2 separate regions of the Homo sapiens genome follow, and region 1 is linked to region 2. A link is a loop called in an ENCODE intact Hi-C map of the cell type or tissue named here. Cell type or tissue: heart left ventricle. All regions are shown on one strand. Each heading gives the region's core, and the rest is flanking DNA. Links, peaks and the distances in the headings are about the cores only. Region 1 overlaps ERCC6 (ERCC excision repair 6, chromatin remodeling factor). Region 2 has its middle 16 kb from the start of DRGX.

Region 1 (11,955 bases), core at 1,218-9,217, 100 kb after region 2:
TGAAGCACTGTTGGTCATTTCCAGAGAAGAACAGCAAATGGAAGAGGCAGTATATGGCCAAGTCTAAGGAAATAGCTATCATCTAACAACAGTTTAATAAGTGATACTTTTTATAAAAAAATTTAATGTCCTTTTTGTGCTTAACTTCTAAAGGCAATCTCTTCTTCTCCACTGGTATTTTTTTTCCTTAAAAATTATCTCCATGCAATGGACAAAATGAATTATCTCTAGGTGGCTATAAAAGTCTTCTGGGTTTCATGTTATTTACAAATTTAGTTAAATGCAATGGTGTACAACAATCGTTCTTGACAGGGGGCAATTCTGTCCCTTCAACCCCACCCTGGGGTAATCTGACAATGCCCAGAGATATTCTTGGTTGTTAGAACTGTGGAAGGAGTCGGGAGGATATACTACTACTGGCATCTTGCAGGTGAGTCCAGGTATGCTGCTAAACATCCTACACCACACAGGACAGCCCCCAAACCCCTCGGTAAAAAGTTATCAAGTCTCAAATGTCAATAATGTCAAAGCCAAGAAGCCCTGGCATATAGGTATCCCTTACTATCAAAACTTAGAAACTGAACAGATATATATACACTTTCCTGATACACATATCTGAATTCTTGATATATATACACTTTCCTGATACACATATCTGAATTCTTGCTACTCACTCTGAAATTCAGCAGTCGAGGAGTTTACATAATGAGAGAGTCCTCGGTATCAAAACTATGAACGCAGAGCCAAACTTCTGCATAACAAAGGATACTTGTATTTAGCAAACTTGTGGATAACATAAACCTTGGAAGAATCACAGCCACTTAAACATACTTCACTTTGCAATTTCTCCAAGATAATTTTACAGAAGGAGAAATAAAAACACCAGAATATATTGCCTTTTGAAGTTTGGCACAAGGCCATTAAATATTTTATATACAGGGTATCACTTTTTAAACTTTATTGATATATGATGACCATTTCCTTAGACTTAGCCAGTCAATCTTTGTGGCTGCTAAATTTCCCACCACATCACTCTGCATCGACAAGATTCAGTTTCCTCCTCCTCCCTCCCTCCTAAAATATACAGGCATCTTGTCGCCACAGAACTCAGCACCTAGGAAACCACATAAGCCACTACAGAAACGATTGCATTCTAGTGCCTTCCGCTTCATAAAGAAAGATGAAAAGGGCCAAACATTTATTCAGTTTGGCTAAAGGATGACTAAAAGTGGTGGGGAAAATCATTATTGCCTGCAAGTATTTGTATCATTGTGAAGACAAATTGCCCCAGTAGAATTATACACATATTAAAGACAGAAAATATCATGGTTATAAAACCACATGCATACAGAGCTCAGGCGAAGAGATTCTTCTGTTACATAAGCAATACTTCCTCATGTGACTTGTAGCCAAAATAGACCTGACCATCTGATGAGGGTCCACTGAAGCAGCACAGCTAAAGATGGGGCCGACAAGTACACCACAACACACTAGGGAAAGGGGGAGAACCAGGTTCATCTGCACATACACAGAAACGTGCCTTCCTCATCCCAGACGCTGCCAAGAGACTTTAAGGGCTCTCTTTAACATGTCTAACCAGCCTGTACTGTAGTCTGGCAGGCTGAGTAGTCTGTCTGGCCAGCAGATATAAAGGATTCTGTATATAAACATCCTGGGTTTGACATATGCAGAAGTGCAGGCCCAGGCACAAAAGTCTGAGCTCAGACTAGCTATAGTCAAATCCTGGTGCCATTTACTAGCTCATGAACCCTCAGCAAGTAACTTAACTTCATCAGCATCTAAGTTTCCTCCACTGAGATGGGGAGAACAGCAGCACCTACTTCACTGGGTTCTGGGAAGGATTAAATAAGGTGTCACATATAAAGCACCTTAGCACAGAACCTAGATTAGGAAGTGCTTAATAAACTACTATAGTATTATATAAAACCACATACATTTTCTGAAATCCTCACGACAACCCTGCAGCAGATACTATTACTATGTTCACTGAAAGAAGAGAAAGCAAGTTACGTATGTGGCCCAATGCAATGTGCATATTGCAACGTACTCTGTTTAACAGAACTACCTGAACATGTATACTTAAACAGAAACTATGATAGCTCATCAAATGGATGCTCAGTTAATTATTATGAATAATGTGCTCACCATAGGAGTAAAGATACCTAGTCTTCAGATGGTACCTGCTGGAATATCTCAATTTAAAAATTCTGTCACAAATTTGTAAATAGTAAACTGTCATTAAGTATGGCAGTCTTTTACATGATAGTAACAAAAATAGATACAGATTGACTTAAAATTGGTAGGGAGTGGGTAAGAATTAAAATCTGGGCCAAGTGAGCTGAAATCTTAAAAATTAGAAATGACCTCAAAATGTCTAAATTCTGTTATTTCAAAAAGTAGACCAGTTAACTGAGAAAAAGCAGAAGGGGGCAGTAAATAGTCCAATATTTACCCTTTTAGAAAACAAATAACTTTTTCATGTTCTCTATTCTCTCATTTTAAAAAATCCACACACGTAATAGTCACAGCTGCAGCCACATAAAACGAAGTGGTGGGCATGGTGTTCACTGGCTGTGTTTCTAGCTCCTCACACAACTGCCAGATTCAGCCTGCTGTCAACTCCACTGGCAGCCAATTACAAGAGAAGCTGGGAACAAACATAAACCTACAATTCCAGTCAGATGCAGACAGAGAAAACACTCCCTGGTTTCCCTACATTCAGGTAGGAATGAGAATCTGGCCCAGGCTGTGGGGCCTGGGGCTGAGACTGCAATAATCATCTGTCAGAAGCAACTCAGACCCAGCACAACCAGTTGAACGACACCAGGAACAATGCTTCCCCCAGTTGTAACCTATTAGGGTGCCGCATCAATGGAACCCTGAAAGCTAGTTGCTGCCATTTAAAGTTAATTTATTTTAGAAGAATTTTCAGCATTCCAAGGATGTTCAAAATAAATAAGTGGAAAGACACAGCTAGCTACCACCGTGCCATACCATGTATGCAGCCTCCTCATCTCTGTGCACCTGCATTCCTGTACTGTCCCCAAATCCTTCCCCTTACATATCCACACATTCAGCAGACCTTTCAAACCCTCACTCATGCAGCACCACCATGCACAGAAACCTCCCATGACCAGCCAGACTTAGGTGTCCTGTCTTCCAAGGGCCCTCCCAATCCCGTGACATCTTGGACACACCTGGGATCTCTACTACAGTGCCCATCAAGTGTAGCATATTGTGAAATCCATACCAGTGTCCTCCACTGGACTGGAAGCCACCTGGGGACAAACACTGTCTTAGCCATTTTTATAGCACTAGAGACTGGTATAATGCCTCCTCATGGCAGACCGTTAAGTGCTGAATGAATGAATGAAGTTCATAATTCGGTTAGGGAAAAGGAAGACACAGACAGAGAAGCGTGACTTGAAAATGGTCAAATGGGGTCATCCAGAAATGGGTTCTGGAAACTTTCTGTTCTGTCTCATTTAGAGCCTACCTCTTGCTGCATTTCCTACTCCTTCTACCCATATGACTTTAAAGCACTGCTCCTAGCTCTGTCCACTGGATAAAAATGGTTAAGGTTCGCTACAAAAAAATGACCCATAATGAGGGTGGCTGCAACATCAGAGAAGTTCTTAATTTAGAATCTTATAACAAAAAAAAAAAAAGATAAGGAGAAGGAAAGCTCATCATTTTGAACAATAAAAAGGTAAATAAATAAAAATTGTGTGAGTGATTTAAGTCTGAGCTCCATTTTTTGGGTTCATCACCAGTAGGTCTCCTCTGTAAGGAGCCTGGTTTCTGCACGCCAGCTGATGGAAAGAACCAGGAGCCCTGAGTTTGCTCCCAAGCTTCCCCAGGACCAGGTGGGAAAGGCTGGACAAAAGAAGCACCTTCTTATGAAAGAATTCTTATGATGGGAAAAAAGTCTAGACTTAAACTATATTTACATTACTAGGAAGGAAATAGTGTTTTTGATGTTCCCACTTTCATTTTTTTCTTTAATCTATACATGTAAAAGTCACAGCTGCACCCAAATAAAGTAAGTGTGTTGTTCATCTTCTTTTTTACTTTTTTTTTTTTTTTGAGACAAAGTCTCACTCTGTCACGTCAGCTGGAGTACAGTGGCACGATCTCAGCTCACTGCAACCTCCACTTTCCAGATTCAAGCAATCCTTGTGCCTCAGCCTCCAGAATAGCTAGGACTACAGGCATGCGCCACCATGTCCGGCTAAGTTTTGTATTTTTTGGTGTAGATGGGGTTTTGCCATATTGGCCAAGCTGGTCTCAGACTACTGACCTCAAGTGATCTGCCTGCCTTGCCTTCCAAAGTGCTAGGATTGCAGGCGTGAGCCACCATTCCCGACCCATCAGGGCATTTTCTAACTCCTAAAGCCCGTCTCAGGCTCCAGTGGTGGTCACTAGAAGAGAACCCAACAACAGACACAGATTTAAGATAACCACAGAGAAGTGAAAACCGAATGTAGGCAAAAGAGGTGCATTACAGGCATTTAACTGGTAAGGGGAGGCCTGAACTTTAGAAAATATAATGTAACATTGTTGAATCTGCCTCCTCCACCACAAAATGAGCCAAATAATGACTTTTTATGAGGACTAAATGAAATTATGTATGTACATTATACTTTTGAAACTACATAAATTTCAGATGCTATAACAGTTGGCAGATTACACAAAAAGATTGAGAAATTTTAATTAATTGCAGGTTAAATGTGAATAAAAAATAACAAATGTCAAAACACCTATTGCAGTCTTGAGCCAGCAGGAGCTCAGTTCAACCCCCAAGCATAGCAGACTGTCATGCTAGCTCACTCCATACTGGTCAGTCAAGATCAGCAGGACATTCCAGTCAGGACATCCTATCATCCAGGACAGCAAGGAGGCTGGAAATCAAGCCAAAAGAGAAGACACAAAAGAGATACAAGAGAAGGATCTGGTACATCTACCTCAGAATACAACTGTGAGAAACCATACTGCAATCCTGACCTACCTACACTTAGAACCAAGGGGCATGTTGCACGGTTTGTCCCCTAGACAGATGTCTAGTGCCCCCTAGTGTGTTCAAAGGAGAAATAATTACATTTCTTCCCAATATTGATACTGTACTTATATTTTTATAGATATTTTATCATTAAGTGGGCCTTAAGCTTATTTTAAAAAAGTATGAAAGGTACCAAAAGCATAACATCAATAAAACAAAGTTTGTAACAGCTAATGATTTTACTATGCCTATGATACGTTGAACAGCCCTTATCCAAAATGCTTGGGACAAGAAGTGTTTTGGATTTTGGAATATTTGCATATACACAATGAGATATGTTGGGATGGGACCCAAGACTAAATACGAATTCATTTATGTTTCATATATAACTTATACACATAGGCTGAAGGTAATTTTATACAATATTTTGTGCATGAAACGAAGTTTTGACTGTGTCTTGACTGAGACCCAACATATGAGGTCAAATATGGAATTTTCCACTTGTGGCATCACGTTGCTAAAAAATTTTCAGATTTTGGATTTTCGGACTAGGGATGGTCAACCTGTAATATCAATTGTTAAACTGCCTTTACTTGTGAAAGGTCACCTTTTCATACGTATGAGTATTCATTATACACCCTCCTTCACGGTTCTCACAGACCCTCATTTCAAGCATCTTACTGCCTTGGTGGAATCTTTGTGGTAACTTTTAGCTAGTGGGCATGTAACAAGAATAGCTAATACTTACGGAGTGCCTGATGTATGCCAAATATCTTATACATATCATCACCCATGAAGAAGGTACTGCTGTGATCCCCATCTTACAGGTGAGTGGATACACAAGACCTCAGAGCTACTCGGCTAGGCTCTGGCACTCACTCCATGGCCCGTGGTGTCTAACCCCTATGCTATATACTGCCTCCTTAAGGAAAGTCAGCTAGCTCTGGACAAGTTTTGTTTTGAGATTACATATACACACATACATACATATTTCTTAATTGGGTCAGAAAACAAATAGTAATTATGACTGACAGTGATACTGGGTACTGGGCACTATTTTAAGTATTTCACATTTATTAATTCATTTAATCTTTACAACCTAATAAGGGAGATACTATATTGTATGAGTCCATTTTCACTGCTATAAAGAAATACCCGAGACTGGGTAATTTATAAGGAAAGAGGTTTAATTGACTCACAATTCGGCACGGCTGGGAGGCCTCAGGAAACTTATAATCATGGTGGAAGGTGAAGGGCACCTTCTTCACAAGGCGGCAGGAGGAAGTGAGTGCAAGCACAGGAAAAACTTCCACTTTTAAAACCATAAGCTCTCATGAAAACTAACTATCGTGAGAACAGCATGGGGGAAACCGCCCCCATAATCCAATCACTTCCCATCAGGTTCCTCCCTTGACATATGGGGACTACAATTCAAGATGAGATTTGGGTGGGGACAGAAAGCCAAACCATATCAATACTATTGTTATTCTCTCTCTCTCTCTTTTTTTTTTAACAATTAAAGCAGACAGGGAGAAAGAAAGGAAGCTGTCCAAGATTACCAATGAGTTAAGGGAAAAGATTCAAACCCAGATAATCAAGTTCCAGAGTCTATATTCCTATCTGTTACATAATACTGTCTTCAAAAAAGTATTTTCCAAACTCCCTAGTACCACCCCTTTTCTCACAGTGCCAGCGAAGGGTCCTCTAACTGCCACAGAACGAAAGCAATTGCACAAGAACAAACCAAATTCTAAAACTTCAATCCAAATGTTGTCTTAAAAAAACATCAGGACTAAGGTTTAAAGAAGGGAAAGATTGCCTTCATTTTTGTACAATAACATGATTCCTTCCCCACCTTAATAGTGTGCAAAGTAAGTCAAAACTCACTCTTCACTACACCCCTGCAAACTTTTCCAAGTAACAGTAAAATCAGTTTAGCAGTTCTTTGAACTATACATAATATAGGCTGAACAATCATGTAATACACATTTTATACTAGACAAATCAATGTACACAACTGCCCATACCAACACACAAAAGGGACAAAATACACATATTAATGGGAATTATCAAATATTAGTTGCCTGAGATCATATTAATAAAATAAACATGCCCTCTCCAAAACTTCAAGGAGGTCACCTACCGTGGTGCTCAAAATTCAAAACAGACCTTACTGCTCTATTGTAATATTTTTATGTTGCAAGGATCATTGTACACAGAGCAGTTTAAATCTACACCGTCTGTAAGGAAAAAGCTGTGTATCATACAGTTAAATCATTCTTAATACAGAGTGACATTTCAACCTCAAGATCATTCTCTACCTATTGCAATATCCATTTAAGAAATTCAACAACAGAGGCACAATGAGTACAATTTGATTTTTAAAAATATATTCAGGCACCAAGCTGGGTATTTAATATAGTTTGCATTCTGTAGTATGATAGGTTTTCTATTTCAGACAGCTAAGAATGCCTTACAGATTAGTCTAATTTGCTAAATTGAGATACTTGGTGTTTTACTTTTCTTATCTTCCTTTTTATGGTCTATCTGGGTAAACTTAATTGGCAAATCTGAGCAGATGAAATACCCTCAGTTAGGAGTGCAGATCTCATGGAGTAAATTAAGACTGATATAGACAATTATGCCCAGAGCCAAGAATGAAAGGTGTGTGCAGAGCAGGAAGCAGAATTAGTCTTCATTTGTGTCTCAGCTTTGTTATTTAAAAGAAGGCAATGTGCTCTCTAAGAAAACATCTTTAACCCATTTATGTCTGAGGTTACAATTTTTTGAATTTTTGCATGAAATTCATATATGTTACCTAGAAAAATTCAAGGAACAAAAATTTGAAGAGAAAAAAAAATTTATTATGTTCCATTGTTATGTGACGTTCCAAAATTGGAACACTAGGCAAAACCACTGCTACACTGTACATAATGTATAAAACTATGTTTCTTATCTCAGGAGGTGGTGACACCTGCTATTCAGTGTGATATTCAACGGAACACTTCACATGTAAGGCAACATCACATTTTTCACATCGAAAAGTTGTGTTCTTATGACATTCAGCGCATCGCGTTTGCTTTCCCTGTTTGACTATCACATGATTTATGCCATCATAACGTGAGTCAATGTTACGCTTCTGAGGTCTTCCTTTTTGGCCAGGTTCTGGAGGATGACCATGGGTCTCCAGATAATGGCATACCACACGTCGACGAAACTCCAGAAAATCCACTGGTTTCTCATCATATGTTTTATGCAATTGCCAAGCATTTTGTAAGACCAGTTCGAAACAGAACAAAAGAGGGCTTGAATACCATTTCTTTCCACGGATTGATGCCCGATACTTATCAATGTTTTCATCAGCTCTGTCTACGCCTCCCATGAACTGGTTATACACTTTGATCATGTTTGGCTGCTGAACTTGTATCTTCTTTTTCAGTTTCTGGGAGTAACGACTGACAAGACACAGGGGATGGATACCAGCACCAGATGAGGCAACAGTGACAACACTGTTATCATTCCATCTGCAGACAATATTGCCTTTGCCATCAATTCGATAATCAAATGTGCCTCTTTCTTTTTTCTTTAAAGCTACATCTGATTCCAGTGGAACTCTGTCAATGTGATCCTTTCTCACTGTACCTGTTGCCTGATGTCCCATTGAACTGAGCTTATCAAGAAGTGCAATACTGGTGAAAAAGTTATTGAATACAAAATGGTATTGTCCAGGGTGTGCCTCTGTAAGTGCCTCACTAAACTGAAGGACAAGTGACGCACCGACACCATATTCCTCATGTTTAGTATTTGGGTTTTTACCCTGATACGGCTGAAACCAGCAAATGTAGCCCAGACAGGTGGCACCACACCAAAACTTATAGCCAAACCGAATGGGCTTTCCCCGAATAAATTGTTTGCACCCGTGACGACCAAAATAAGGAACCATGAATTCATCAAAGCTGAAATATGTTTCATTTGGAACAAATTTCATGCATCTCTCATTAAGTTTGCTTATGAGAGGTCGCAATTTGGAAAATTTGTCCACTGGATCCAAATTTGCATTGTCAGCAACATGCAAATTAGAAAATATAGTTTCAAACCGGTCACGTCTCATGGCAGCACTAACCAGTACATTATGCACATCTGTTCTTTGTTCCCAAAACATACGCCTTCTAGGAACTGAGACATAACCACTCAGAAAAATAATTCCCAGAAAACATTTGAATTCAGAGCTAGTCAAGCCAAGATGTACACCTTTACTGCAAGCATATAAGTTGGAGTACTTGACAATGAGTTCAATGACCTCGTCATCAAGAAAAAGTTCAAGAATTTCTGTGGGAGTTCTCATTACGGTGAAGAAATCGTTTGGTGGTGCTGTAACTCTACCTGCTACGGGTTGTACAGTTAGGTCGGCTTTTTTCCATTTGCAAAGAATTTTTGTCATTTTCCTCCTCCTTGATGGTGGAGGTTGCTGCACAGTAAACGTAGATGGAACTTCATCAGGAGAGTCATCTTTAGGTGCGTATGAGGGATCATCTGAGTCAGACTCAGCATCAGAGCCATCTTGAATAAGATACGCAGCTGTGTGCAACAAAGAACCTGGCAGATTATTTATTGTTCCACCTTCTTCATCTCCTGATTCCTCATCAGAAACAGGTGCTGTAGCATTTTCAGGTGGTTGTATCACTATAGCACTTGCTTCTATGCTGTCATCTGTCTCTAAAAGGTCAGTTATTTCATGTAAACTTAGTGTTCGAGGCATCTTGGGACTAAAACGGAAAAAAGGTATTATTAGTCCTAGTGGTAGTGGTTTTGCCTAGTGTTCCAAAAATGGAACATGAAAAATGTCAAACCCATAACTAATGCAATAATAATACTTTCTGTATTTTCTTTTTACCGCACAATAGCATAACTAGTAGAGAAGTTATTTCTTAAAAATTACTAGTATAGGATGTAGTGCAGTAAAGTTATATGTACCTGTCTTTGGATACTCAAAAATGTTTCTGAAAACTCACATCACTTTTTGACAAGCTCCCAGCATGCCAGTATCTGTAGCAGTAACTAACTCTGTGCACCAAGTGATAACATGTACCCTCAGGAGGCAGACATGTGTGAAAAATCAGACCTTGGCAATGACCTTGAGCAGTAGGGCATGAATAACTCCCACATGCTTAGCGTTCCAATAATGGAACACTAGGCATAAATAGGTTTTAAAAGTGTAACTTTTTCTTTCAACTTATAGATTCCTAAAAGAAAATGAACACAGTCTTCTTTCTTTTTTTTTTTTCTCTCAGGCTCCAGTGATCCACCCACCTCAGCCTCCTGGGTAGCTGGGACTACAGGCGCACATCACCACACCCAGCTAACTTTTTCTATTTTTGGGGTTTCACCATGTTGCCCAGGCTGGTCTCGAACTCTTGAGCTCAAGCAATCCTCCTGCCTTGGCCTCCTAAAGTGCTGGGATTACAGGTATGAGCCATTGTGCCCGGCCAGGCTTATTTCTTGAGAAAAATGAACTCTCAGAGATGTTAAGAACATTCTTAAAATAATTGTATTTAGGTTTCTGGATAAAATCTCAAACTTTTACTAAATTCAGATTTTGGGAGAGTTTTGTTTTTTCTCTTTAATTTGGGCTTTAAAAAAAAGGCACAATCAAATCAACCTCCACATTGTGAGTTGGCCTTTGCCGAAGCACAGCCTAAAATTGCTAAATCCTCATCGGGTGCAAACCAGGATCCAACTGAAGGACAGACAGGACAATCCCAGTGCAAACAGGTGCTAGACAGAAGGGAGAAGTTCCCAGAAGACAATAAAATGGAGACAGGCTGTGAGGTTGGTGGTTCTCAGGGCACTGCCTTTAGAAGCATTTCAGGATAGGAATGGGACATTGGGTTGGAGTTGGCCCCCATCAAGTGGAGGGAGAAACCAGGCACTGAAACAATGCTTGTCCGAGTCTGCTGCAGCAAACCAAGCTGCGAGATCACTCTCATGTGTCCCACACCACCTTCAGACCCCTTCTCCTTCTCCAAGCCCTTCCACTGACTGCTGCCTTGAGCAAATGACTTCATCTCTCTGGGCTCAAAGTCCTATCTCCTGGGTGGCTGTAAGGATTAAACGAATTAACCTATATAACAAGAAGAACCACAAGAACCACTAAGTCGTACGCATTCAAACATGTCAGCCATCATTGTTCTTGTGCACCACTCCCGCCCCTGCCCCCACCTCCACTTGATGCCACCTTTGCTCAGGCCCTAAAGGCTGCAACGTTCCAAATCCACAAGACTCTCTTCATAACAGTCATTCTACTTGGCTTGACCCCTAGCATCTGAAATGCTGACAGCTCCCTCCTCAGAACAGTGGATGTGCACAACCCAACCCTCCCAAGCCAGGGTTCAATGGGGCCCTGGCCACAGAGGCCCAGTGCTCAGGGGAAGGACAATGAAGAGTATTATCTTCGCAGGAGATTATGTCTCACAGACTATTAGAAGACATTCTGTAAGACTTACACAATGAATGGAATCTTTATCACCCCTTTACATCTCAGAGTTACTCATGTAAAAAAGGTAAAAAATAGGGCACAAGAAAAACCTTTAGGATCAAAAATTTATTAAAAACCAATTATATCAACAGGCATCAAGTCTACAGATTCAGGTTACACCAGACCATGAAGTAAATTCTGTCCCCATCCACACCATACTTGCCAGGTCTTCTAGACTCCTGAGCCATCTCCCTATATCCTCATCCAAATTCCCAGATTACAGGCTTAGGTTTTTGGTTTGGTTTTCAGTCCAATGGAGGTGGGGGCAGCTATGTGTTGATTTTTGGCACCACCCTGTGGTCATACCTAAATATTGCACCTTCTACTCAATCCCACAAAGGGAAGGAAACATGTATGTAGAGGGCCCAGCCGACTTCAAATCTCAGCTCTACTTCACAGT
Region 2 (11,955 bases), core at 1,611-9,610:
CTCTCTCTCCCTCTCTCTCCTTCCTCCTTTTCTCTCTCCTCCTCCTCTTCCCTTTTTCCCACCCTCTCTCCCTACTCTCCCCTCCACTCCCTCCTTCCCTTCCTCTTTCCCTTCCCTCCCACTCCCTCTCCCTCTCTCCTCACCCCTTTCCCTCTCCCCTCCCTTCTGTCCCTCTTCCCCCTTTTCCTTCTCCTCCTGCCTGTCCCCACCCAGGTCCAGACTCTGTCTGGCAACATCTATGCTAAACTCTGCTGTGTCCAAGTAATGCCTACTCCCCATTCCCTGCAATGGCTCTCCCAGGAGCACCTGCCTTGGCTCTCATGTCCTCGCCCCTTTAACCAGGAAATTGTGTTTGGAGTTGGGGGGTAGGAATGCAGAAGGGGTGAAGGGAAGGGGACCCTCATTTCTTACTTTAGGCAAAGGTTACCTTCTGGCTGTCCAGCCAGTGGGAGCATTGAGTTGTTTGGCCAGTGTCAGTATTAGAGTCGTTTTGTATTTTCTAAAATGTGAAAACAATTGCACGGAATGCATCTGGCGGAGGTTCTGGTCCCTTGGAATATCTCACCCCTCACACAAGGATACTTTCTGTCTCTTGTCTGAAGGCAGCTGAACTTATAATCCCTGAATGTATTTTTTAAGTGCTTTGTTTATGGCTGACTTTCCTTTTATTATGCTCTTCAGAAAAAGTTGTCTAAAGGAAAATCAATCAATCAATGAATTAAATGTTTAAAAAAATTTTAACGAAGGACATAAGACAAAAAATTAAAACTAGCAGTGGGAGGTGGCTCATGCCTGTAGTCCCAGCACTTTGGGAGGCTGAGGCAGGCCCAGGAGTTCCAGACAAGCCTGGACAACATGGCAAAACCCCATCTGTACAAAAAATACAAAAATTTGCTGGGCTAATTTTTGTTATTTTCTTAAAATAAATTTTCAGTAGATACATGATCTGATCAAAGAATAAGCATATTGCAGATGCCTCAAATTACTCACAGTCCTTCCTATTTCTGTGAAAGCCCATCAGTGACCATTGGCATGCAAGTATTTTTCTCTTCATCTTCACTTCCACCTTGAGCAACCTTCAGCTCCCCCTCCTTAACCAAGTGGCCCATCCTCTTGGGTGGTGAGACACCCACGAGCACAGCTCCATGTGGAAAACTACATCCATCATGCAAATCCCAGAGGCCTCTGAGTCAGCCACTCTAGTCAGTGGTGGCAAAGTTAGAGCCAGGCAGGGTCTCAGGGACGGCCTGGGATGTTGGACACTTATGTGAGGACCCAGGCCAGGGACAGAGGTCTGTAGGAAAGCCCTGAGCCTCCAGATAGATGCTTCAGTAAAGAGGCTGGCTGGGGGAAGAGGTCATAAGCAGGTAGCCCAAAGCTAAAGGTCTCTGGGGTGGAGCTGGAAGCCTGTAGAGGCAGGTCCTAGGACAATCAGTCATGAGGTCAGGGGTCTGTTTTCCGTGGCCAGGAAAAAAGATACTCACAAGTTCAGATAGTAAAGGAGTCAAGGTCAAGGCTGCTGGCTGTTTCTCCCAGGCAGGGTCATCTAGCATGTGGCATATGGTGGTCCTCAGAGCCTCCCCTGAACCCGCTTGGCTCCTCCCACGGTCTCAGAGGGCTGTCAGCAGCAGATGGGGCTCTCTGCCTACAGCCCTACAGAGAGACTCCTCAGTGGCCATACTTTCTGGGTCACTGGACAGAACTATAAACTCCATAAAAATGTAAATTCAGAGTAGTAACCACTGCCTCCGAGGGAGCACAGGGGAAACAGTGGGAAGCCAGGTAGCCTGCCACCAATCGTGGGAAAAGGGAAGTGGGGGCAGGGAGGGGTCTCTGCATCCCCAACATTCTCCCAGCTCAACTTCCTCAGACTGGGCTGAGAAGAGGCATTAACCTACTTGGTACTTTCTGAAACAGCTGCTGCTGTCCTGAAGTTGCACAGAGCCACCCAGCCCAGAATCATCCTCACTGATTTCAGCCAGAGCCAACAGCTGCCACCAGGTGGCACCAAACTGCAGACGGAGTAGCTCCTTTTCCGCTGGAGAGAGCTTCATGTGGATGGCAGGAGCCAGGGCCAATCTGGGTGTTCCTGCTCCTACTAAGGCCCTGGAACAGCCTGGGGTATCAGAAATTGCAAATGCCTGCTGGGTGGAGAATGGATGGATAGGTGGGTGGATGGAAGGAGGAAGGAGGAATGAAAAAATGGATGGATGAAGGGACAGATGATGGAGTTCATTCTACCTCCCTAGCCCCACAGTAGCTGGGCACCCCTTCTCCTTTAGGTGGGCACCACAGGTGAAGCTGGAGATGTGCCCTGGACCTCACAACTCCAACTCAAGAATATGTCCTCCCAGGTGCCTCTGCCTCTAGCTCCACCTGAGGTACACAGCCTGGAGAGAGGGCCTTTATTGAATAAATTAGTGGGGACAAGGTCTGCCTTCTGTGTCAGGGGGTAGAGAGCAAGAGGTCACTGGGGTGTCCTCACACTCTGCATCACACCGGGGGCAGTCGGGGAGAAAACCCATTCCTGTACCCCGTTCCCACTCCAGCCTGGCCAGACACCATCACCCACCTTCCCACCAGTCCTTGCCCTTCCCACTGTCTGGAAAGCTGCCCCTGGGTGGCCTTCAAGACTCTGGCCCTCACTTCATCCTAATCTCGGCTTAAAGTCTTCTCTTCAAGAGAAGACTTCCGAGACGAAAGAAGCCCAATTCTCGTCCCCACTACTCTCCACCTTTATTCTTGCTTTGGTTTCCTGCTTAGCTGTTAAGTCCTTCTCAAATGCTTTATTGGCACATGCTTGGTGTCTGTCTCAGTGCTCTCATGCAAGCTCCACGGTGCACCCTGGCTTCTAGAACAGCACCTGGCATGCAGCATTTTGTTACGTAAATGAGCCCCAGCTCCCCTACTGGCTGGACCAGCAATAGGCAGCCCCTGGTCCCCATGGCTACCCCCAGCCGGACTCCCCTCCACCAGGAGAGTTCATTATCCCTGAGAAGTTCACCGTTGCAGTAAAAAGGCGACACCTCCTTAATTACCCTGCTAATTACAAGTCCTGTAGTCCTCAACTGTGCACCAACACCGTTGCAAATCTCATTTCCTTGCAAAGTCCAGGATAAACAAATCCAATATATTTTGTTTTAATTATTGCTGTTTAATGGACCATAATGAAACTATAGTGAGGGTGCACAAAAGGAGATCATTTGGAGTATCCACCTGTGCAGGTCCAGTGGTGAGTGGGAGCCTCGATGTTCAGGTTTCATTTACCGTAATCCCAGCTGCCTCTCTGTGCCCAGAAATCCCATCACTTATTTATCGGCCTTGCCTTTGGCTCTGAGCCCGCCACCAGGGCAGGATGTCTGCCCTCCTGGAGAGCAATCTAAAACCCGAGGACCTCGGGGATGGTGGAATTTCTCCACATGCCAGGTGCCTGGATTTGACAAGCCACACAAAAAGGCATTTTGTTTTATCTCAGGGTTTTTTCTTTTTTCCATTTTTACAGGCTAAAACAGTTTATCATACATATATTGACTATATTGTATTTTTTTAAGTTGTTTGTGCCGGGCCAAGGTGGGGGGACTTCCTCTTCTCCGCCTGTTTTCTTTTTGAAAGGTTCATAGCTTGTGAGAGCTTTTAATGTCATAAGGCTTTCATCTTCCATTTGTCATCTGTGACACAGATGTTTTTCCCAATTTCTTGTGTGGCAGTGGTTGTGTGTCCACTCACATGACAGTCTCAACTGCCTCGGCCCTTTTAGTCTTGGTGAGGGTGGGAGACAGCCCCCAAGGCCCCATTCCCCCAGAAAGTCCTTGCGGCAGGAACATCAGAGCTCCACCAGTTGGGTGAGGTAGCACCCGGCACTGATTCTCTGGCTACCCAAGAAGAGAGACCCTCTCCTTGCCAACCCCAGCAGGGCCTGTCTCACCCATCTTCCCCCCAAGGGCCTTCCTCCTTCCTGCCCTCCTGCATCCCTGGCTCTTCAACCTCTTTATTCCCATCTTGCATTCAGGCTCCTGGCTTTTTGAGTCTTTGTTTCTACTTAGGAAGGGATTAGGGGAGGACAAAACAACCTGGGACACCAAAGAGGGAAGAAAGGGGAAAGAAATCTGCAAGAAAGCCACACAGTCCAGGAGCGCGTCCAGCAGGACAGCTGGACTTCACCGGTGTGTTTTCTCAGAAAGTCTTCTAAACCCTGTGGCCCTCCCCAGGTCTGCAGGTGGGGCTCCTTTCAGAATTCACCATCATCAAAGGAGCACTAGATGGCAGGATTGGGGGAGGCTGTGTCAGCAGCAGAGGAGGTGGGAGGACCTTTGAGACTGCTGCAGGTGAAGCTGGGCTCTGCAGACCCACATCGGGCTCCTTACTCACTGTCCTTGACCCTAGAGAGCCCAGACAGCCCCAGGAGGAAGTGGCAGATGCCCCTCTCTGGGATTCCTTGGCTCAGCCTGGGGCCGGCCCCGGGCACACAAAAAACCAGAGGGGAGCTGAGGCAAGTAGCGGGCTTATCTGGCTCCTAATTATGGTCCTGGGGTTATTGGGAGAAAGTGGGTCTTGTATGTGCTTCTATCTATTCAATCAACAAACTGTTGCCAGGCCAGAGGGTCCCAGGCATTCCCAGGGTTGTCCTGCTGTGGGGGCACCTGCGTAGTGATGGGACAGAGGGCTCTGCAGGTGCACTAAGGAGTTTATTCCCATTTTGCTGCTGCCAGCAGCCTGTGCTTTTATAGATTCATTCCTGCGGTCCTGTTACCTCCCCCTTATCTTTATTAAGTAGCAGACATGTTCCTAACACCAGGCCTGGGCACTCTGCCCAGCCTGGGCACTGCCAGGCCTGGGCACTGCAGAGGAGTGCTGGCAAAACCAGCTCCCGGGTGCTCCCAGCCCAGCCCCACACCATCTTCTTGGCTGGCTTTTATGTGAACTAGTGTTTGTCTCATCTCCTCACTAGAGATGAGTGTCTCTTGCTTTCTATTTGCTTACTGTGCCATTTATTCCCCCATAAGCCCTTTAAGAGACGTGGTATTTCCCATTCTTTGCAGATAAGAAGCCTGCCACTCACAGAGGTGAGGGAATTTTCCTAAGGTCACACAGCTGGGTGGCCAGGGACAGAGCCAGGTTCAAATGCAGGACTTTGAACATATCCTCGGTTCACAGAGGGCTGGGATGGGACTGTCTTCACCTCCCCGCACCCCAGGTCTGCAGGGCACCGAGAGACTGTCCTTGAATGGCACCTTAGGTTGATCTAGGAACCCTGAGTTAGGAGAAGCCTCAGAGGTCACCAGAACCTCATTCATGCCAGGCAGGAGCCCACCAGGACCTGGCAAATGAAGCCTGAAGATGCCCCTGCCTGGCTGTCCCCACCTTCCCCCACAGACACCCCTGTCTCCCAGTCAGATCCAAAGAACACACAGAACACATCTGCTCTCTTTTTAAATCAGTTACGTTTTTTCTTTTAAATAAAATTATATATCTTCACTGAAGAAAATGTAGAAAACATAGCTAAATAAGAAGAGAATAAAAACCACACATGATCTCACTAATGAGAGAAAAGCTTTCCAGTGTTGACTGTAATGAATTTCTGCCTGGTGTTTTTTCTATACAAATAGTTGTAAACAAAAATAGGATCATATTGTGAAGACTTCTGTGACCAGCTTTTTGAATCAAACAGTGTTGTTGAACATCTTGCTATAAACATCATCTTCAATGTCTTCTCCATAATTTGGATGGATGGATGAATGGACGGATGGATGGATGGATGGATAGATGGAAGGATGGATGGATGGATGGAAGGATGGATGGATGGGTTTGCTTCACTTTAATCTAAGCAATACCACACATCCACAATGGACAACAGAGGAAGTTGTTCTCTTTCCACTACCTGATTGAGAGTGGTAGCTTACTGGCACGGCAGGGCTCTTGTTCTGATTTCATTAGATCTCAAATGGTCTCACTTGGGCTCCAGGAGGGTGGTCAAGAAGAGTGAAGATCAAAAAGGTTTTTCTCTCCACCACTCTGTCCCAGTGGTACAGAAACACAGGTGCCACTGGCCACCAGCTGTGCAGGGTCTCAGCTCTGCCAGTGACCTGCTTCCCTAAGCTTTATAAATTCCACTGCTGATCACCTGCTAAAGCTGACCAATTCCACCATCTCCCAGTCAGCCAGCCAGGAGAGTTTAGGTTCTGCCCGCAAACCAGGACTTCTGGACCTAAGCTGGGAAGGAGGTGGGGGAAGGCAAGAAAGCTATAAAACTCTTCCTCCTGCTTTAAAAAAACAGGACATCGCCTTGTGAGAGAAATAGCTAAATATGATCACACTGGGCTTTAAGTGGAAAAAAAGAGTTAAAAAGAAAAAGAATGACAAGAGAAGCCTCTGATCCGTTCGTTATTCATTCAATAAATACCAACGGCTGTCTCTGTGCTGGGCCAGTGTTGCCCTGGGGAACCCAGCTGTATGTTTTATGGAATAGAATAACACAGGAGGCAATAGTCCCCCCTAAGCTGGCCCCCATACCTCCCCTCAGCCAGCACCATTCCCAGGATGGATAAACCGAGGCTTAGGGAGAGTCTATGCCTCACCCAAGATCATACAGGGACTTCAATGTCATCATTAAATGAGATCTAGTGCTCTGAGTTCCCAAGTGGATATCATTTCTTCCCACACCATTCCCACTGCTCACCCTACTCAGCAGTCATGAAAAGTCAAGAGAAGCTCATGCCAGGGCGGGACCCTCCCCACAGCCACACTCTCCAGCGCTCTGTTTGCATACTCCCTCAGCAAGACCATCTTCTGTGAGTCCAAGTAAAGGAGTCTGGTGGAGTTGAGCTTGTTGGGGACATAAGCGGGGTTGGAGATGTCAGGGTTCACCTTGAAGTGAGAGAAGAAGGACATGAAGGAGGTGTGATGGGAGGCATTGGTCTTGTGGCCCACTGGGAAGACACACCAACCCTTGCAGTAATTGATTCGGTAGCTTGATGGGTGGTGGGAAGACTCAGCCAATGTCCTGGAAGTCCACTTTGTGTCTCACACTCCTCAGCCACCTGGGCTGGCTGGCGGTGATGTCTGGGGCAGCCAGACACTGGGGCAGACGCTACAGCCCCAAGGGCAGCTGCAGAGCAGTGGAGAGCATCAGAGGGGGCTCAGTATGACCATCCCCATTTGACCCTGCCCTGCACCCCAGCTCCCTTTGCCTGTGCCCCAGCCCTTGCACACCACTTCTGGCCTCACAGGCAAAGCTTTACTGGCCAACCAAGAACCACTTCTGCCTTCCAGGTGGTCCTACCTTTTCCTTACCTCGTGGCCACGAGTAACACAACCAGGAGCCAGGCACTGAGCTGTGTGCTTCCCCGTGTTAACTCTGCACCAGGTGCCAAATGGATGGGAGCTAAACAGGATGCCTGCAGCCACACTGCCTGGATTCAAACTCTGGCTCAGGCTCTTACCAGCTGAGTGGCCTTTTTGTGCCTTCGTTTTCCTAGCTGTATAATAGTAATAATAATGGTATAAATCTCCTAGGCCTGCTGAGAACATTAAATTCATATGACTTGGTATAAATGACAATTGATTCAGCTCCACATGAGAGGAACCAAATTGACCCCAGCTTAGGCCTCAAGTGATTCTCCCACCTAGCCTCCCAAGTAGCTAGGACTACAGGTGTGCAACACTACATCTAGCTCATCTTTTTTTTTTTTTTTTTTTTTGGTAGAGACGGGGTCTTGCTGTGTTGCCAAGCTAATCTCAAACTCCTGGGTTCAAGCCATCCACCTGCCTCAGCCTCCCACGGTGCTGGGCTTACAGGGCATAAGACACTGAGCCCAGCCTAATACCATATTTTTACTGCACCTCTTCTATGTTTAGATACGGTTAGAGACACAGATATTTACCATTGTGTTACAATCACCTGCTCTACTCAGGACAGTAAAAGCCTGTACAAGTGTGTAGCCTGGGTGTGTAGTAGGCTATATCATCTAGGTCTGTGTAAGTACACTCTATGATGTTCACACAACAACAAAATCACCTAATGATGCATTTCTCAGAATGTATCCCCATCATTAATCAACACATGACCGTACCCACAAATTCCCTTTCAGACAAACTGAATGAGCAAGTCATTGCTTCCAAGCCAGTGCACATTTGCAATGGAAAGACAACCCCAATAAACATTTTATCTTTGAATATTAGCAATAGAAAAAATCTTCAATTTTGTGCAGTCTGACATCCCATACCCCAAAGTAGGAACCCAGAGAACAATGTCCCTGATTGCCATTATAGATTTGAGTTCCTAGAGCACCAAGGTGCCCCGCCTCATTGATTGGCATTTTGTGCCTCGGTTTCCCCATCTGTATAATAGCAGTAATACTGGTAAACCTCACAGGCTTGCTGAGAGTATTAAACTCATATGCCTTGGCATGGATGAGCTACTTCTCATAGCCCAAGGCAATATTCACAAGGTTGGGCATTCAGTGGTTTGTGAGGATGCCAAAGGGCCCATTGGTGTTCAGACCCAAGTCCAGCACGATGTGGCCCAGGTTTTCTTGATTTTACTCATTCATATTCTCTAATTTCAGCCACATTCCATCTTTGTATCTAAGATCTACTATTGACTTCACATTTTTCTGTCAATTGCCTCACTTTGGTAACCAAAAGTGTAATTTAAATGGACACTTGGTAGCACTATGATAAACTCAGTATTCTTATGCACACAAGGATCAATATAAAATAAACACATCGTACAAATGATACTCCAATAGCAACGTGCACAAAAAGGGCTCACTGGCTTCTAAATAATATTCCCCACTGCAACAGGGGCCAGGCTTGCAAATGTTACATAAGTTTGAAATTATTTCAGAATGAAGAGTTTAAAATCGGGAGGAGGGAGGAAGGGAGGGAAGGACAGGACTTCTCAGAAGGAGGTCTGATTCCAGCCAGGATACGGAATGTACACAAGGAGCTGTGCCAGGAGGTGAGGACATGGCCAAAGGCAATGGGAGCCTGTCAAAAGGCCACCAGCACTATCTCACAGCAGCTCCTGGCCAAGACTAGGAATATTTGAGCATCAAAATAAATGATGAGGCTAATGGATTATAATCTAGTGAATAAAACAAAATTCCATGAGTCCATTCTGATGGAAATAAATAAGGAGGAGCAGCTCTTCCTTCCAGTAAATGCCGATAATAAATGTAGGAGTGACAGAGTCAGAAAATCCTTTGGCAGCCCTCATAGTAATAATGCATTCAGGCAAAACTCATCAATGAGGTTAAAACACTGGGCAAAAGTTGGATGAGGAATAGGATACTTGCATAATCTCAGAAAGATGTCCCCACAAATTACTTACTGAGCTCAAAGGCGTTAAAATTAGCTTACATTCGCAGGGCCTGGAGTCGACCACCCTACCCAGGGATTTCGGGACAGATGTGCCCCTCCTGATGTGATCAGCTACAGATGCTTCACCCAGAGCATGAGGAAACATCAGGCAGACCCAAACCAAGAGACATTCTGTGAACTCCAAATTGTGAATGTCATGAAGGCTGAGGAAGGGCGGGGGACTATCCCAGCTGCAGGAGACTAAAGGGGTAGATGACCGAATGCAGCATGGGAGCCTGGACAGGCAGGCAGGAGAGCTGCTAAGGACAGTGTGGGAAGAGCTGGCAAAGTGTGAATGTGGATCAGTGTTGTGTCAATGTGAAGTTTCCTGGTTTTGATAACTGTACTGCGATTCTCTAAGAGATCGCCCTTGTGCCTTGGAAAAACATTGAAATATTTAGGCGCAAAGGGGCATGATACCTGCAACTTACTCTCAAACGTTTGGGGAAAAAAAAATGTGTACTTGTGTATGCATGCGTGCATGTATATGTGTCTGGAGAGAGAGAGAGGAGAGGAGAAGAAAGACAGAAGAGGAGAAGGGGAGGAGAGGGAGAAAGAGAGGAGAGGAGAGATGAGGAAAGAAGGGGAAGGGAGAGGGGAGAGAATACAAATGGTAAAATAAATGGAACAAAAACATAAACAGTTGGTGAATTTGGATCAAAAGCTCATGGGAGTTATCTGCCACTCTCATAGCTTTTCCGTAAGTTTGAAGTTATTTCTAAATAGAAACATCTTTAAAGTGAAAGGTATTTGACCGTGTGCTGATCCAGATGCTCTGCTTTGGGCACCACCAAAAGAGTGACAAAGGGATGTGGCTGACAGCTCCCAGCCCCCCAGCACCTGTGTGTGAGGTATCTGGGAGTCCTCCCAACCGTGATCTCCCCACACCTGTAAATGAGCCAGATAGGCTGGAGGAGACTCCTCTGAAATGAGGCATACAGAAGCACCAGGAGTGGTGTCTGGTAGGTCCTGGGTGCTCCATGACACTGCTCCCCTCACCCCTGGACCCCTCTAGTCCAGAAGGTCCAGACCCTCACTGTCTTACATCTGGGTGACATCAAAAGTTAGCCAGCTTTGGGAGGCCAGAGGCATGCTTCTGGCCAAGAGGAGGCTCCCTCCTTCTGACTCTGGGGTAGATCCAAGGAATTTGTGGATTTTACCTGGGGACACAGCACTCCTGCCATGAGCATAGCCCTCACTCCCAAAAGAGAAGAAGAAAAGCTACACATCGTGCCCTTGAGAAATAAGACACAGGTGCAAGAAAAGCTTGCTGTCATGCAAGCAGGGAGGTGGAAGGTGAACGGCCTCTGACCTGGGAAGTCTTGCAAGAAACTGATGTAAAATGAGAGGGGAGAAAGATTTCATGCATGGAAATGTCCAGAGGGGTTATTTATAACAGAAGAAGCTGGGAAATTGATGTTAAGTAAATTAGGATACACCCACTTGATACAATATTATGTGATCCGAAGAACTCTTCAAAGGGGAAAATGATTGGATTAAGACATCAAATGAAAATATACAGATAGATAAACTATAATCTACCATGAAAAACTATAAGAAAAAAGACTGGAAGGAAATAGATCTAGATGTTAATTACAGTCGCTCCTGAGTGGTGCGATCATGGGTGTCTTACTTGCCTCTCCTTTGGACTTTTTGTAGTTCCCATGGGTTATGTTACCTTGTTGCCTGTGGAATAAAATCCAACTGCCTTGTTCCCATTCCTGGCCTTCTGTGATGAGCCCTGGCTCATCACTCATTCCAGCAGTGCCCTCCTTGCCCATGCTCTCTTCCTCCTAGAGTCCCTCCTGGGCCTAGCAAAGTCTGTGCAGCTCTCAAGGCCAGCTCAGACGACAGGAGCGTTTCTGGGGACAACGCTGGCCTCCAGTGTTGCCCCACTGATGAGTGTGGAAGAGTGAGTGTAGTGCCGTTTCGGATACCTGCCTCCTAGGCATCCAGCTCTGTCCCTTAAGACCCTCCCCAAAACGGGCATTCTCCCTGCCTCTCCATGGCTCCTGGAGAGCCTGTCTCTCCACCTTGTCTCCCCAGATCAGGGCCTTTGAGAACAGAGCCCTTACCTGACTTACCCTTAGAAATAAACAAGAAACAAGCAGTAAAGGAGTGAGGGGAACAGGGAGAGGAAAGGAGTTGGGGCTTGCTAGATCACCCGGAAACACAGAGCACCCACCCTGTGCCACCTGCATGCTGGCTGCTGGGACGCCCACCCCGGCTCCTTCAGAAACAGCCCTGGAGCCAGAGCTGCTGCCCTCGTGGCTTCTCCCCCACAGGCCACCCCCAGGCCAGGCTTGAGGCCAGGAAACTGGCTTGCAGGGAGCCCAGGGGAAATGCATCTGGACGGGTCAAAGCCGGCTGTCCTCCCCAGGAGCGCTCCCTCCAGCGTGGACTCGCAGACTGCCTCCCGGCACCGCACCACACCACAGGCCTCTCACCTGTGCTAATGCTAGGCTTTGTCTCAGGAAGTAGTCTCCTGCGGATGCCAGAGCTTGAACATGTGGAGCTGAGCTTGGCTGTCAGAACCTTCTCCAGCTTGGCCCAGGGGAGACCCTGGAGGAAAAGGGCGGCTGTCGGTGCTGTTAG

The links. Peaks named below come from ENCODE experiments on the same cell type or tissue, not always from the same donor. Only the 100,000 strongest peaks of a DNase experiment are listed, where the experiment ranks them.
Region 1: a loop joins it to region 2, with 4 times the contacts of the local background. A loop is called at or near these places in 89 of 110 quality-filtered maps.

What each region holds. Positions count from the first base shown.
Region 1 is chr10:49,507,336-49,519,290 of GRCh38, forward strand. All of the region lies in intron 5 of ERCC6 (ERCC excision repair 6, chromatin remodeling factor), which reads right to left. It overlaps PGBD3 (piggyBac transposable element derived 3), which reads right to left. Exons shown (of 2, transcript NM_170753.3): 2 at 7,770-9,786. The coding sequence starts at 9,779. The coding sequence ends at 7,998. Among named protein-coding and RNA genes, the nearest start is that of PGBD3, 11 kb to the right of the region's middle. In heart left ventricle, for the core only: a CTCF peak has its summit at 5,087 (motif pointing left); no DNase peak of the experiment used is centred there.
Region 2 is chr10:49,405,740-49,417,694 of GRCh38, forward strand. No RefSeq gene overlaps it. Among named protein-coding and RNA genes, the nearest start is that of DRGX, 16 kb to the left of the region's middle. In heart left ventricle, for the core only: CTCF peaks have their summits at 2,000 (motif pointing right) and 2,858; DNase peaks (open chromatin) are centred at 2,012, 4,832 and 7,027; H3K27me3 peaks cover 999 bases.